3 separate regions of the Homo sapiens genome follow, and regions 2 and 3 are each linked to region 1. The links are chromatin contacts, found by Hi-C or POLR2A ChIA-PET in ENCODE. All regions are on one chromosome and are shown on one strand. Each heading gives the region's core, a stretch centred on a gene start or an enhancer-like site at or near the end of the contact. The rest is flanking DNA. Distances are from core to core; before and after follow the strand shown. Region 1 has its middle 5.7 kb from the start of LINC00862. Region 2 has its middle 6.1 kb from the start of INAVA. Region 3 has its middle 10 kb from the start of GPR25.

Region 1 (4,131 bases), core at 894-3,393:
TATTGCGAGTGATTTTTGTATTCTTTTGGATGTGGGTAATTTAACTTTTATTAAGGTAATTTTAGTATGTTAGATGCTCAACTCATTTGGCCATTAGAGTGCTCTTCTTTATTTAGGAGCGTGTAACTACTTGTCTCTGACTGATTGTGCAGTCATGACATAGCTGGAGTCAGGATCCAACTTTAAACATTGTGAGATAAATCATTTCCACAGTCTTGCTTAAGTGGCCATTTTAGTGTAGAGAAGCACATTTTCCGTTGAAAGCCAATGTGAATGTCTCCTTGACCCCGGGTCTCAACAATTTTTGAGCAACATAGGTATGATGGTTTAGAAAAAGCTTGATAGATTAAAAAAAAAGATTCTGTAAAATTAAAAATTTTTCCTTTGAAGAATTATTGATAAAAGCATGCATTTGAAACAATATAATTCATATATATCAGTAATAAAATGGGGTCTATTTGAGTTTACTAAGCATTAGCTTAGCAATAGCTACATTTCTCTAGACAGATTTCTGAGTTGCTATGAATATTTGATCTCAAGACAATGAAACCTGTAGAAATTAGTAGTTCCTTTTTCCTTTTCAATGCTCTGTATACCAAACAAAAACTGTCACCTTTCATGCATAAACATTAATGACCAGTATCTGTGAGCGCAAAGCCTGTATATTCAAGGTTAAAACTCATTCCCTGCACTATTTGGGGAGATGATTAACTCTTCTTGGTAGCAGACCAGAAGCAAGTGGGGCAGCCCCCACCTCTTCATCTTTCTGTGGAGATCTGTAGGGTTGTCTACAAAACAGCTGCTCCCCACATGTACTGGGTGTGAAAAAATCCATTTTTGAGAAACAAACATCAAAACAAAGGCCTCATAGCTGTGTATTTTTCTACCTTTGGGTCCAGGATCCAAAGTCCATATTGAAATGGCTTACTTGCCTTCCAGAGCACAAGGGTGGCTGCAGGAAGTAGACCCAGAGGTTTTCACAAACCAGGTCTTCCCTGGAAATAGTAGTAGAGGCTCGGGACCCAGATCCCCATGGAACCACCTGGCTGGTTTCTTTAGGGGAGGGCCTGAGCCAGGAGTTTTTCAGGGGCAGAGCCATGTGCCTTTCTGATCCGACTATATTCTGGGCTTAGGTGAATCTATGTTGACTTTGGAGTGGTCAGAGGGGTTGAAGCAAAACTGGCATGGATATTCTGCTGGTTGTCAAATGTTGGGCAAGTGTCCTGCTCATAATTTTTAAAGGACAAATATTTGAAATGAGCTAGCTATTTTAGATAATTTAAAAATTATTTATGTGCTGGTTTATTGTATAGAAAGGAATATGAAATATTGTACATAACTTAAAAAAAGATTAAAACAAGCCTGGCACAATGGCTGGCACCTGTAGTCCTAGCTACTGAGGAGGCTGAGGTGAGAGAATTGCTTGAGCCCAGGTGTTCGAGACTGCAATGAACTATAATTGCACCACTGCACTCCAGCCAGGGCAACAGAGTGAGACCCTTTCTCTCTCTACATATAAAACAGTAGATCAACATTACAAAATGTTAAAAAGAGAAAAAACACCCATAATACTGCTATTCCATTTTTCCTCTGTGCAAATATATTTGAACATGGTTATATTCATAATGCACATATATCATCTGTATTCTGCTTTTCAATTTAATATCATCCTCTATTTTCTGTATATTGTGACAGTCTTCATAATTTATTTTTAATGATAATATAGTATTTCATTAGAAACATGTACTATAGCTAACATTTTTCTGATTATTGGGCATTTAGGTTGATTCATATTTTGTAGTGAACATCTTTTCTTTTGGATCATTTCTTAGGATCAGTTTCCAGCAATAAGATTACTGTGTCAAAGGAAGTAGACATTTTTATGACTGATACATGCTTTGCAAAAGGTTTGGCCTTTTTCTTTGCACAACTTTAAAGGTGAATCATCAGCCATGAGCCAGTGCTTACATTTTTGGACAGTTAATTATTATTCCCATATTAGGCAGAGAGAGAAAAGCTCTGTGCACATCTGATTTTCTTCTTATTGCTTTCATTATATAGAGCTGACGTGTTGAGAAAAATGTCCTGGCTGTGAGACATTCCAGACAACAGAGCCATCACTTTGGAAAAGTTTGGACCAATCCCAATTTTGCAATCAGCTCCCAGAGTTTTTCATATTTCTTTTGGCAAAGATATCTGTCGCTGTGGTCAAATGCAGCTGAATGGTTAAAGTCACAGCGTGAGCTGATCAAGGTGCCTATTTTAGTATTAGGTTGGCAGTCTGTGGCCAGGTGTCTGGGTATTTTGAGAGAAGTAATTTTGTAAAGTAATTTGCAATTCTTAACTGTGAACAGTGCCAGAAGAGTTATATGCAGGTTTTCTGTGGAGATTCTCTCTCTCTTCCAGACCAATTGGAGGATAATCATTGGTTTCCGAAGAAAACACACTGGGCCGGGTGCAGTGGCTCATGCCTGTAATCCCAGCACTTTTGGGAGGCTGAGGCAGGCGGATCACCTGAGGTCGGGAGTTCAAGACCAGCCTGGGTAACATGGTGAAACCCTGTCTCTACTAAAATTACAAAAATTAGCCAGGTGTTGTGGCATCCACCTGTAATCCCAGCCACTCAGGAGGCTAAGGCAGGAGAATCGCTTGAACCCAGGAGGCGGAGCTTGCAGTGAGCTGAGACATGCCATTGCACTCCAGCCTGGGTGACAGAGCAAGACTCCATCTCAAAAAAAAAAAAAAAAAAAAAAAAAAAAAAAAAAAAAAAAAAAGAAAACACTGATTGCAGGGAAATTAGGACACCTTGGTCCTTGCTGAATGTGTCACAGTGTCTGTGCTTTGCAGCAAATTGCTTGACTTGAGTTTTTTCCTTCTAAGAAGCAAAGATATTGGAAACAGGAGTGCCAAAATCCCTAAAATTTTTTAGGTTCTTTGTCCGTTGGATGATTCTAATTGCATGCCCATTTTTGTAGCCAAGGATGTAATTTCCCTATTCATTGGGGCTTCTGTCAGGCAACAATGGAAAAGAATAGGATGTGAAGCACAAACCTATCTTTATAGTTTGTCATTTCTACCAGAAGATATCATGGCATATATAATTAAAACCAATGGCAAAAAATTATTTTGACTACCTGTGGCTTGAATGTACTTACTCTATCCCTGCTCCTCATGAATATGTTAAACATAGAAAAAAAAATAGCATTCACTCTTGCCCAGCAGGTTAAAAGGAAGTCAATCTATTCTGTGGAACTGGTCTTGAATTTACCGACCATTACTTTATTTGCTGACTGTAAAAATTCTAGCTTAAAAAATAGCACTCTCAGCAACATCATTTTCAAACATGAAGGCCAACAGTATTTTATTTAGCATAGCATTTTGAAAATCTAATGGCAATTTGGTAAGAAAAACTTAGGCCAGTTAGGGGAGGAGTAAAAATGAAAGTGGAAATAACATTCATTTTCTTTTTGTATTTTGTATTTTTATTTTTTTGAGGCAGTCTCATTCTGTTGCCCAAGCTGGAGTGCAGTGGCGCGATCTTGGCTCATGCAACCTCTGACTCCTGGGTTCAAATGATTCTCCTGCCTCAGCCTCCTGAGTAGCTGGGATTACAGGCGTATGCCACCATGCCCAGCTAAATTTTGTGTTTTTAGTAGAGATGGGGTTTCACCATATTGGCCAGGCTGGACTCAAACTCCTGACCTGAAGTGATCCACCTGCCTCAGCTTCCCAAAGTGCTGGGATTACCGGCTTGAGGCACTGCACCTGGCCATTTTCTATAAACTCTCTGAAATTAATTTTCATTTAGTCTGTTATAAAAGTAGTTATTCTCATTTTTCCCTATGAAGGCATAGAATCAGTAAAGAGATTTATAATGAAGCTATGTGGTCACTTCAATGCATATCTTTGTAGCTGCCTGTAGAAGAGTTTTCTATTGACTGTGGAAACCCCTTCATAAGAAACAGGGTGAGGGTCACTCTAGCTGAGCTTGAGTAGTTTACTTAACCTGTCTGTTTCCAAACTGGTAAAATGGATTGTGGTGAAGATTAGAGCTGATACAGTTTAAGCACCCAGCTGCCCTCTTGCAAGTGAGGATACTATACTTAGAGAGGAACCCAGTCCCAACCTCTC
Region 2 (4,131 bases), core at 1,153-3,652, 510 kb before region 1:
CTCCAATCTAGACGAGTGATGAAGCAGCACAGTACCTGAAGTAAGGGCTAGGACCCCGGGCAAGAAGAGGGAAGGCTGACCCAGGCTGAGCCTCGGCAAAACTTGGCCAGAGGAAGCAATACCAGAAAATAAGAGAGGGACTTGAAACAGCAGTGACAGGTGTACAAAAGCACAGCAGCAAGGGAGCACAGCAGGTTCCAGGAGCTGCAGGGAGGTTAGGGTTTGGGATGAGGAAGGAGTAAAGGGAAAGAACATGGAAGAGAGACGAGGCTAATTCGTCAGTCAGTGGCTCATCCAGAAGCAGGGCAGCCAGACGCAGAGGCTCACGCCTATAATCCCAGCACTTTGGGAGGCCCAGGCCAGAGGATCGACTGAGGTCAGGAGTTGGAGATCAGCCTGGGCAACATTGTGAAAACCTGTCTCTACCAAAAAATAAAGAAATTGGCCAGGAGTGGTGGCACGCACCTGTAGTCCCAGCTACTTGGGAGGCTGAGGTGGGAAGATCACTTGAGCAGGGAGGCGGAGGTTGCAGTGAGCCAATATCCCGAGACTACACTCCGGCCTGGGAGACAGGGCAAGACCTTGTCTCAAAACAACAACAACAACAAAAAACCCACAACGAACGGCCAGGCGCGGTGGCTCACGCTTGTAATCCCAGCACTTTCGGAGGCCAATACGGACGGATCGCCTGAGGTCGGGAGTTCAAGAATGGCCTGGGCAACATGGCAAAACCCCATCTCTACTTAAAATACAAAAAAAATTAGCGAGCATGGTGCTGGGAGCCTGTAGTCCCAGTTACTCAGGAGGCTGAGGCATGAGAATCACTTGAACCCATGCAGCAGAGGTTGCAGTGAGCCAAGATCACTCCATTGCACTCCAGCCTGGGTGACAGAGCGAGACTCTGTCTCAATTAAAAACACACACACACAACAAACAAACAAACAAAAGTAAGGCAACTCCATGTGGTTGTCCAGGTTGTGCACTATACTAAGAGGGAAGGTTCACCATTCTCCACCCACCTCGCCCTATGTTTGGTCAGAGCTGTATCTGCCTAGAGAGGGTGGCTTTTTCTAATTTGTACAAAGGCATTATATGAGGTAAGATGACTAAGAGCCTTGTGGGCTAGGTGAGGATTTAAGATTTTTATACTGAAGTTGAAGAGAAGCTACTTGAATTAATCAGCACTCTCTGAGAAACAGAACCAGTAAGATGTGTATGTATAGATAGCTATATCTAGAGAGAGAGAATGCAAGAGAGAGATTGATTGATTTTAAGGAACTGGCTCATTGGATTGTGAAAGCTGGCATATCCAGAATCTGCAGGATAGACTCTCAGGCTGGAGATCCAGGGAAGAGCTGGAGTTCAAGTTCGAAGCAACCTGCTGGCAGGATTCATTCTTGCTCCAGGGAGATCAGACTTTGTTCCAACCAGGACTTCCACAGATTGGAGGGTAATCTGCTTTACTCAAAGTCTATTAATTTCAATGTTAATCTCATCTAAAAACACACACACACACACACACAAAACAACAAAACACCGTCTAGAAACATCTGAAAAAATGTTTAACCAAATATCTGGGCACTGGGCCTAGCCAAGTTGACACGTAAAATTAACCATCACACTGCTGAAAAACGTTGACCCAGGAGATGAACTGGGCAAACTGACCTTTAGAAGATGAGTGGCATGTGAGTGGTTGGAGTGGGGAGAAAGCATAGGCAGGCAGGAATGCAGGCGAGGGCGATGGCGCCTAGACTCCTGTTGTGGCAGAGGGGAGAGAGTGGGTGAAAGGCAGAGGGAAGAGGTCAAGGGCCTCAGAAGCAGGCACCATGGAAGCAGAAACCAGAGTCCTCATTGGAAACTGACTGCTCAGCCCATGTAGGGGAAGGAAGGAGGTGCGATTTGGAAGAGGTCGCTAAGCCCCCATCAGCTCTCTCTCCTTCCCACTTTGGCTGAAGGGGCAAGCATTCTCCATCAGATGGGGTTTTCTGGGAAGTGGAAGGGAAGTGGGGAAAACCTTTGAGTTCTTGCTAGGCAGGAGAAAGGGAAGCAAAGTTGGATGTCCTTAGCTGAGCTTCTAAAAGCTGCATGGTAGCTGGGCAGCTGCTCGCACCCTGAAGCACCATCCTCCCCCATACGCAGTAGAGGGACTCACTGAGTCCTCTCCCTGCCCGGAGGGAGCTATCCTGGTCCAATTTCACAATCCTCAGGCTCTCTGGCCAGGCAGAGGAAGAGGGGGAGGAGGCTGAACTTCCCCACTCTCCCTTTCCCCCGACCCTTGCTCCAGGGGCCGGATGAGGAGAGGGAGGCGTGCCTAGACCCAGACAGTGCCCTGTCAATGCCCTGGGTGAGAAGCTCTCTGGAAACCCCAGAATGACTTGGGCCTAGGCCTCGCTTCCTCTCCTGACCACATCCTGCAGCTCACAGCCAGAGGCAGGTGCAGAAGGGGCACTGTCCTCTATTGGCCTCAGCCTCTGTGGACCAGATCCCTCTCAACTGATCGGGTGCAGGCTGGGCTGCAGGCGGGTGAGTAGCTATGCGAAACGCATACAGCTGACTTAGGAGGTCCAGCCAGGGGGCCTCACTCAGCTGCTTCAAAGTGCTTCAAAGGAAGAAAAACCCCCAAATGGGTCCAGGATACTGAATCTAGAGAGCTGCTTGGAGGAGAGGGGCAAGCCCATCACTGGGGCTCAGACTCTTGAGTTGCATGAGATGGGAAAGGAGCCTGCTCCCCAGAGACACACCAGCATCCTCCTGGCCAGCAATCCTGGGCTGGTTTCTCAATGTTCCCAGGTCCTCTCCAGGAAGTTAGGGTCCTCTTCCTACCTTCCCCGCCTCCTCTCTTTCTTCACTTTTTTTTCCCTTTGTTCTCTCTCTTTCCTCCTCCCCCTTCCTCTACAGCTCTTCTATCCTGGCTGCCTGGGCTCCCAGAAGATTTCAGGGACCACAGGACAGTGACCTCGCACTGCACATGGAGAGCACTGGCCCCTGACACGCTTTCCCCGACCTCTGCCCTTCTTGTAACTCGCTCTCCTGGGCTGGACCCCTGGGGGGTCAGATTTCTGACAGTTGCCAGAAATCTGCTCTTCTGTGTGCCCTGGAGGAAGAAAACCTAAGGGTGAAAGTGCTGGGGGGTAGAGAGCGGGGTGTGGGGTGGCCTGGAGGCTCTAATTTAACCTGGAGCCCCCTGCTTTCTGTGGCCCCACTTGGGGAGACTTGGACCCCTGCTTTGGGGAGACTTGGACCCCTGCTTTGGGGAGAGCAAAACCTGGCCCCTCTCTAACCGCAAGCCCAAGCCCCCTGCAGCATCCCTGGTCCAGTAAGCCCTAATGCCCGGGCCTCTGTGGCCATTCTCTCGCTCTTTTTTTTTTTTTTGAGACAGAGTCTCGCTCTGTCGCCAGGCTGGAGTGCAGTGGCGCGATCTCGGCTCACTACAACCTCCACCTCCCGGGTTCAAGATAAAAGCTCTCCACTGTCCTCAGTTTCTCTTGGAAAGCCCAGTTCTGTTTGCAATCAGATGGCACACAGTAAAGACACTTTGGTGCAGGTCCATGTTTCCTTCCCCGCGGGCGGTGGTGTGTAGGGTCGGGAATTTCCACGTCCCAGCTGGGCTGCACCTCAGGAAGCCTGAAACACTGGCAGGAGGTGAAGACACCGTGTCGGGGGTCTGAGGGCTGGATGATTATTACCCCTCTGTCAAAACACAAAATTATGACAAATTTAGTTAAATGATGTAATTGGCTTTTATTTGTGACTTATGAAGCTGGGTAGCATTTTTCTCTAAAAACTGAGAAAAAGTGCTCCAATGAGCTGAGCAGAGGAGGTTGGCTTTACAGGCAGAAAAGGGCTGAAGAAAGCAGAATCAGAACAAAAAGCAACCAGTTAGCATCAGGTAACTTCAGTTAACTTTCTTTGTAAAGGTTAAAGCAGAGGGGACTTCTTATCATGCTGGCTAAAACTGGCCTATCTGGGGATTTGGCTATTATCTTTCTCTCTCTCCTGTTTTCTTGGAAGGTCAGATAAACAACTTAGTTTCAGTTTGGTGACATCAAACTTTAGCATAAGTGACACCATTTTGGTTTGTTCTGTTAAGCCTAGAGCAGGAGGTCAGTCCAAATCAATGACCTCCAATAA
Region 3 (4,131 bases), core at 909-3,408, 480 kb before region 1:
GACCAATAGGTCAGATTTTCAAGCTGCACCTGGGTCCTTTGAAATGGCATGAACCAGGGGGAGTCAGAGCAGAAAAGCCAACTTTGGGTTTGTATTTTGGGGGCAAAAATATCTATAGTAAGAAATGAAGGGTGACCTAGAAGAAATCAGAACATGTTTTGAATTTGATTTTGAATTTTGGGCCAGGACTGCATAGTCCTCCCTTCATGTATTCATTTGACGAATATTTATTGAATACCGATTGTGTTGAGACTATAAGGATAAAGAATCCAAGTACAAACTCATTTCGTAATGTATACAAAAATATCTGTACTTAGCCTCTGGCTAAGAAAGAGGATGCAGTTTAGTTAGTTTTGTTCTCATCATAAATGAGGACCTCAAGGCCCTATCAACAGAACTGATGTCTCTGCAATTCAAAATTCACTATTTATTTATTTTTTTAGAGATGGAGTCTCGCTCTGTTGCCCAGGCTGGAGTGCAGCAGAGCGATCTCAGCTAGCTGCAAGCTCCGCCTCCTGGGTTGACGCCATTCTTCTGCCTCAGCCTCCTGAGTAGCTAGGACTACAGGAGCCCGCCACCACACCCGGCTAAAGTTTTGTATTTTTAGTAGAGACGGGGTTTCACCGTGTTAACCAGGATGGTCTCGATCTCCTGACCTCGTGATCTGCCCGCCTCAGCCTCCCAAAGTGCTGGGATTACAGGCGTGAGCCACCGCGCCCGGCAAAATTCAGTATTTAAAGAATTAATGTGGTATCCTGTTGGCTGACAACGTAAGATAGTCTTTTTTTTTTTCCATACAGCAAGTCTTTTCATTTTTATTACTCAAAAAAGCTTCATTTTTTATTTAGCTTTCTGACTCTGCTTGTGCCTTCAACACTTTCACAACAATTTTCTGCTCCTTGATAAGGAAAGCACGCTTGATCCTGTCACAAACACATTTAGCACACATGGAACCAACATAGGCCCTGCTGACATGTTTCTTTGTTTTGGACAACCTCATAAGAACTTTAGGTCTTACAGCACAAACCCTTCAAAGTCTGCCTGGGCACACGCCACACGCAGATTTTGATGCTTTCCCAACCTTCTTGGTATAAAGGTAAACAATTCTATTACCAGGGGTTCGCGTAGTTTTGTTAGAGGCTGTATTGTAGGAAAGCCTATGACAGTATGTCAAATGCTGGACCATTCTGAGTGCCTGTAGACAAGTTCCCCAGGAAGAGCAGTCTTAAGTTCTTTATAGAGTTAGTTTTAGTAGAGTTAGTACCCTATAAAGTACATGAATTCTCTTGATGGACAAGAGGCTCTTACTGTTGACAAGACAAGGGCGCATCTGTCCTTTACTTTCGGTTCCATACCTCTAATACAGCACACGGTATATCCGTTGTTTGTAAAGGTCTAATGGCATCCACTTCAAGAGTTCCTTGATGGAAGAGAACTTACCTTTGTGACCTACCTAGCCCCTTTCATCTAATAACTGTTTCCTAGATAATTCTGATTAACCTATTATCAGAATTTGTTTTCACCACTTTTGCAGTTTTTCCATTCTCTCATCTTTATGAATCTAGATATTAAACAGCAGGTGAGCGTAACAGGCTGATTTTAGCTGTTGTGTTGATGATGGTTAACAGTCTTGGGCAAGAGAACAAAATCCACTTTAACCACAAGTTCTGAGTTTTCTACCAATGGTGAATACGTTATTAACTAGTAACAGCTGTGAGCCTTATTCTTATTCCACAACATGTACAACGCAGTGGGAAACTGTACCATATGGCACAGTAAGGGGATTTGAAACCAGAAGGCTTAGGTGCCACTTGTAATGCTGTCACTTACTAGCTTTGAGTCCCTGGGACAGCTACTAACCTTTTAAAGCCTCATCTTCCTCATCTGTAGAATGGAGACGTAAATGCTCACCTCCTCCCAGGCAGCAGTAAGTTAAAAGAGAAAGCAAAGCAAAGAATCTTTTAAATTATAAAGCAATTTTTTTTTTTTTTGAGACTGAGTCTCACTCTGTCACCCAGGTTGAAGTGCAGCAGCGCGATCTCGGGTTGAGAGCCACATTTCCTTTTCTATATAAACACACAAACCCTGAAGTATGAATAATAGGGTCGGCCAGGAATCACAGCAGCTGAATGTAACTGTGAAGTAGAGGTGCTGTAGACGATACTTGCCACCTGTGTTGGATGCCTCTAACACCTACTGAAGGCTGAATCACAGGTTCAATCACCTAAAACAACAGGTTGGGGTTAAGAAGAATCAAATGCATTAGTAGCCTAAGGTACCATGGTGGCTTTGCTTAATGTGTCCCCAAAAAAAAAAAAAAAAAAAAACCTTAGTGGGTCTTAAAACATTTCTTAATTTGCTTTTCACCTCTTTGATGGAAAATAATTGCCCCCTATTTTCCTGACATAAATAAGCCACTGTAGATGGAATAAAGTTATCTGATTTTAGCTGTTGTTGTGACACATATCACCACAGTGATTTAAACACATGTACAAAACTAATCTGTGTTGTCTAAGCATGTGGCCTTGAGTTGCTAGAAGACCTACATGCCCACAGGGGCAAAAAGGAAGTGACTGAAACTAGATTCTAGATCTCCTTATTTGAAGAGCAACTCTGACATACCAATCTGTGTACTTCCCCCACCCCCATCAAATTAGGCAAAATCATTAATATCTCATTTGTTTCTTTTGAGAAGATACCTATTTCTTAAGCATCTATATACTTCTAAGGGACGACAGAATTTCACACTCATTTTATAGATGTGTTTCTCCAATAGCCAATTCCTAGGTCATAACATTACAGCTACATTTCCTTTGCTGAATTTTATTATCATCTTTCTGTGTAGACAGATCATGAAATAAAGGTGTTTGTTCCTATTCACTACAGAATATTTTCCTCTGCCCTAGTTAAGAAGTATCAATTTCAGTCATAAGGCAACACATTCTTATTGTGTGGGGGCTCTAGGGTTTGTGTACACTTTTTTTTTTTTTTTTTTTTTTTTTGAGACACAGCCTCACTCTGTCACCCAGGCTGGACTGCAGAGGTGCGATCTTGGCTCACAGCAACCTCCGCCTCCTGGGTTCAAGCAATTTTTCTGCCTCATGTTCCTGAGTACCTGGGATTACAGGCGTATGCCACCATGCCTGGCTAATTTTTATTTTTTAGTAGAGACAGGGTTTCGCCGTGTTGGCCAGGCTGGTCTCAAAACTCCTGACCTCAAGTGATCTGCCTGCCTTGGCCTCCCGAAGTGCTGGGATTATAGGCATGAGCCACCACCATACCTGGCATTGTGTACATTTTTCTAATGTTGCCTGGGTCTTAGGGTTTTTTTTTTTTTTTTTTTTGAGACGGAGTCTCGCTCTGTCGCCCAGGCTGGAGTGCAGTGGTGCAATCTCGGCTCACTGCAAGCTCTGCCTCCCGGGTTCATGCCATTCTCCTGTCTCAGCCTCCCAAGTAGCTGTGACTACAGGTGCCCGCTACCAGGCCTGGCTAATTTTTTTTGTATTTTTAGTAGAGACGGGGTTTCACCATGTTAGCCAGGATGGTCTCGATCCCCTGACCTCGTGATCCGCCCACTTCGGCCTCCCAAAGTGCTGGGATTACAGGCGTGAGCCACCGCGCCCGGCCGGGTTAAATATTTTTATTTCTGAAAATTAAAGTACTGGAAATATTGTGGAAATATAGCTGTGCTCTGAAGTTACAGAACCTATCAAAAAGGTCCCAAGCTAGAAAACCACATTTATGTCTACTAACCAGATATTTCTTCAGGTATATAATTAGGCATGACGATTATTTTATAGTTTTGTTATCAGATCTCTTTTTTCTTAAAAAACACCTTTTTCTTTACTCTGTTCTGAGTAAGTAGAATCAGCAAAATCAAAGTGAAACTTACAAAATAATGGTCAAGAACTAGCTTCTCATGGCTACTCCAGATCAGTGAGTTCACTGGCCATTCAGTTTCAAAGACATAGAGCACTAGTTCTGGTACAATATAACTATCAATTCACCAAAAGATAGTGAATTAGTATGAGCAAGATTAACATAAGATAAGCACATTTATAAATCATACTATGTAGACCGTCTGTGCTAAGCATAGAAAGTTACCGACTTTTTAACATTGCCCTAAGTTAG

The links. Hi-C counts contacts between places; a loop is a spot of excess contacts on that map. ChIA-PET counts read pairs that join two places held with the same protein, here RNA polymerase II (POLR2A). Pooled maps may share reads with other maps.
Region 2: a map with no recorded cell type shows a loop between it and region 1 (5-fold over the local background). The contact joins two enhancer-like sites. A Hi-C loop is called at or near these places in 1 of 37 single-sample maps with no recorded cell type. POLR2A ChIA-PET finds 5 or more read pairs at or near these places in 1 of 52 experiments (Caco-2).
Region 3: a loop to region 1 is called in a map with no recorded cell type, with 4 times the contacts of the local background. The contact joins two enhancer-like sites. A Hi-C loop is called at or near these places in 4 of 37 single-sample maps with no recorded cell type and 1 of 50 pooled maps.

The regions. Positions count from the first base shown.
Region 1 is chr1:200,377,468-200,381,598 of GRCh38, reverse strand. No RefSeq gene overlaps it. Among named protein-coding and RNA genes, the nearest start is that of LINC00862, 5.7 kb to the right of the region's middle. RefSeq lists an enhancer at 778-827. Within about 2 kb of position 2,143, at least 5 of the 41 ENCODE cell types and tissues checked have a DNase peak (open chromatin) inside an H3K27ac peak, as active enhancers do.
Region 2 is chr1:200,886,707-200,890,837 of GRCh38, reverse strand. No RefSeq gene overlaps it. Among named protein-coding and RNA genes, the nearest start is that of INAVA, 6.1 kb to the left of the region's middle. Within about 2 kb of position 2,402, at least 4 of the 41 ENCODE cell types and tissues checked have a DNase peak (open chromatin) inside an H3K27ac peak, as active enhancers do.
Region 3 is chr1:200,860,863-200,864,993 of GRCh38, reverse strand. It overlaps the pseudogene RPL34P6. Among named protein-coding and RNA genes, the nearest start is that of GPR25, 10 kb to the left of the region's middle. Within about 2 kb of position 2,158, at least 5 of the 41 ENCODE cell types and tissues checked have a DNase peak (open chromatin) inside an H3K27ac peak, as active enhancers do.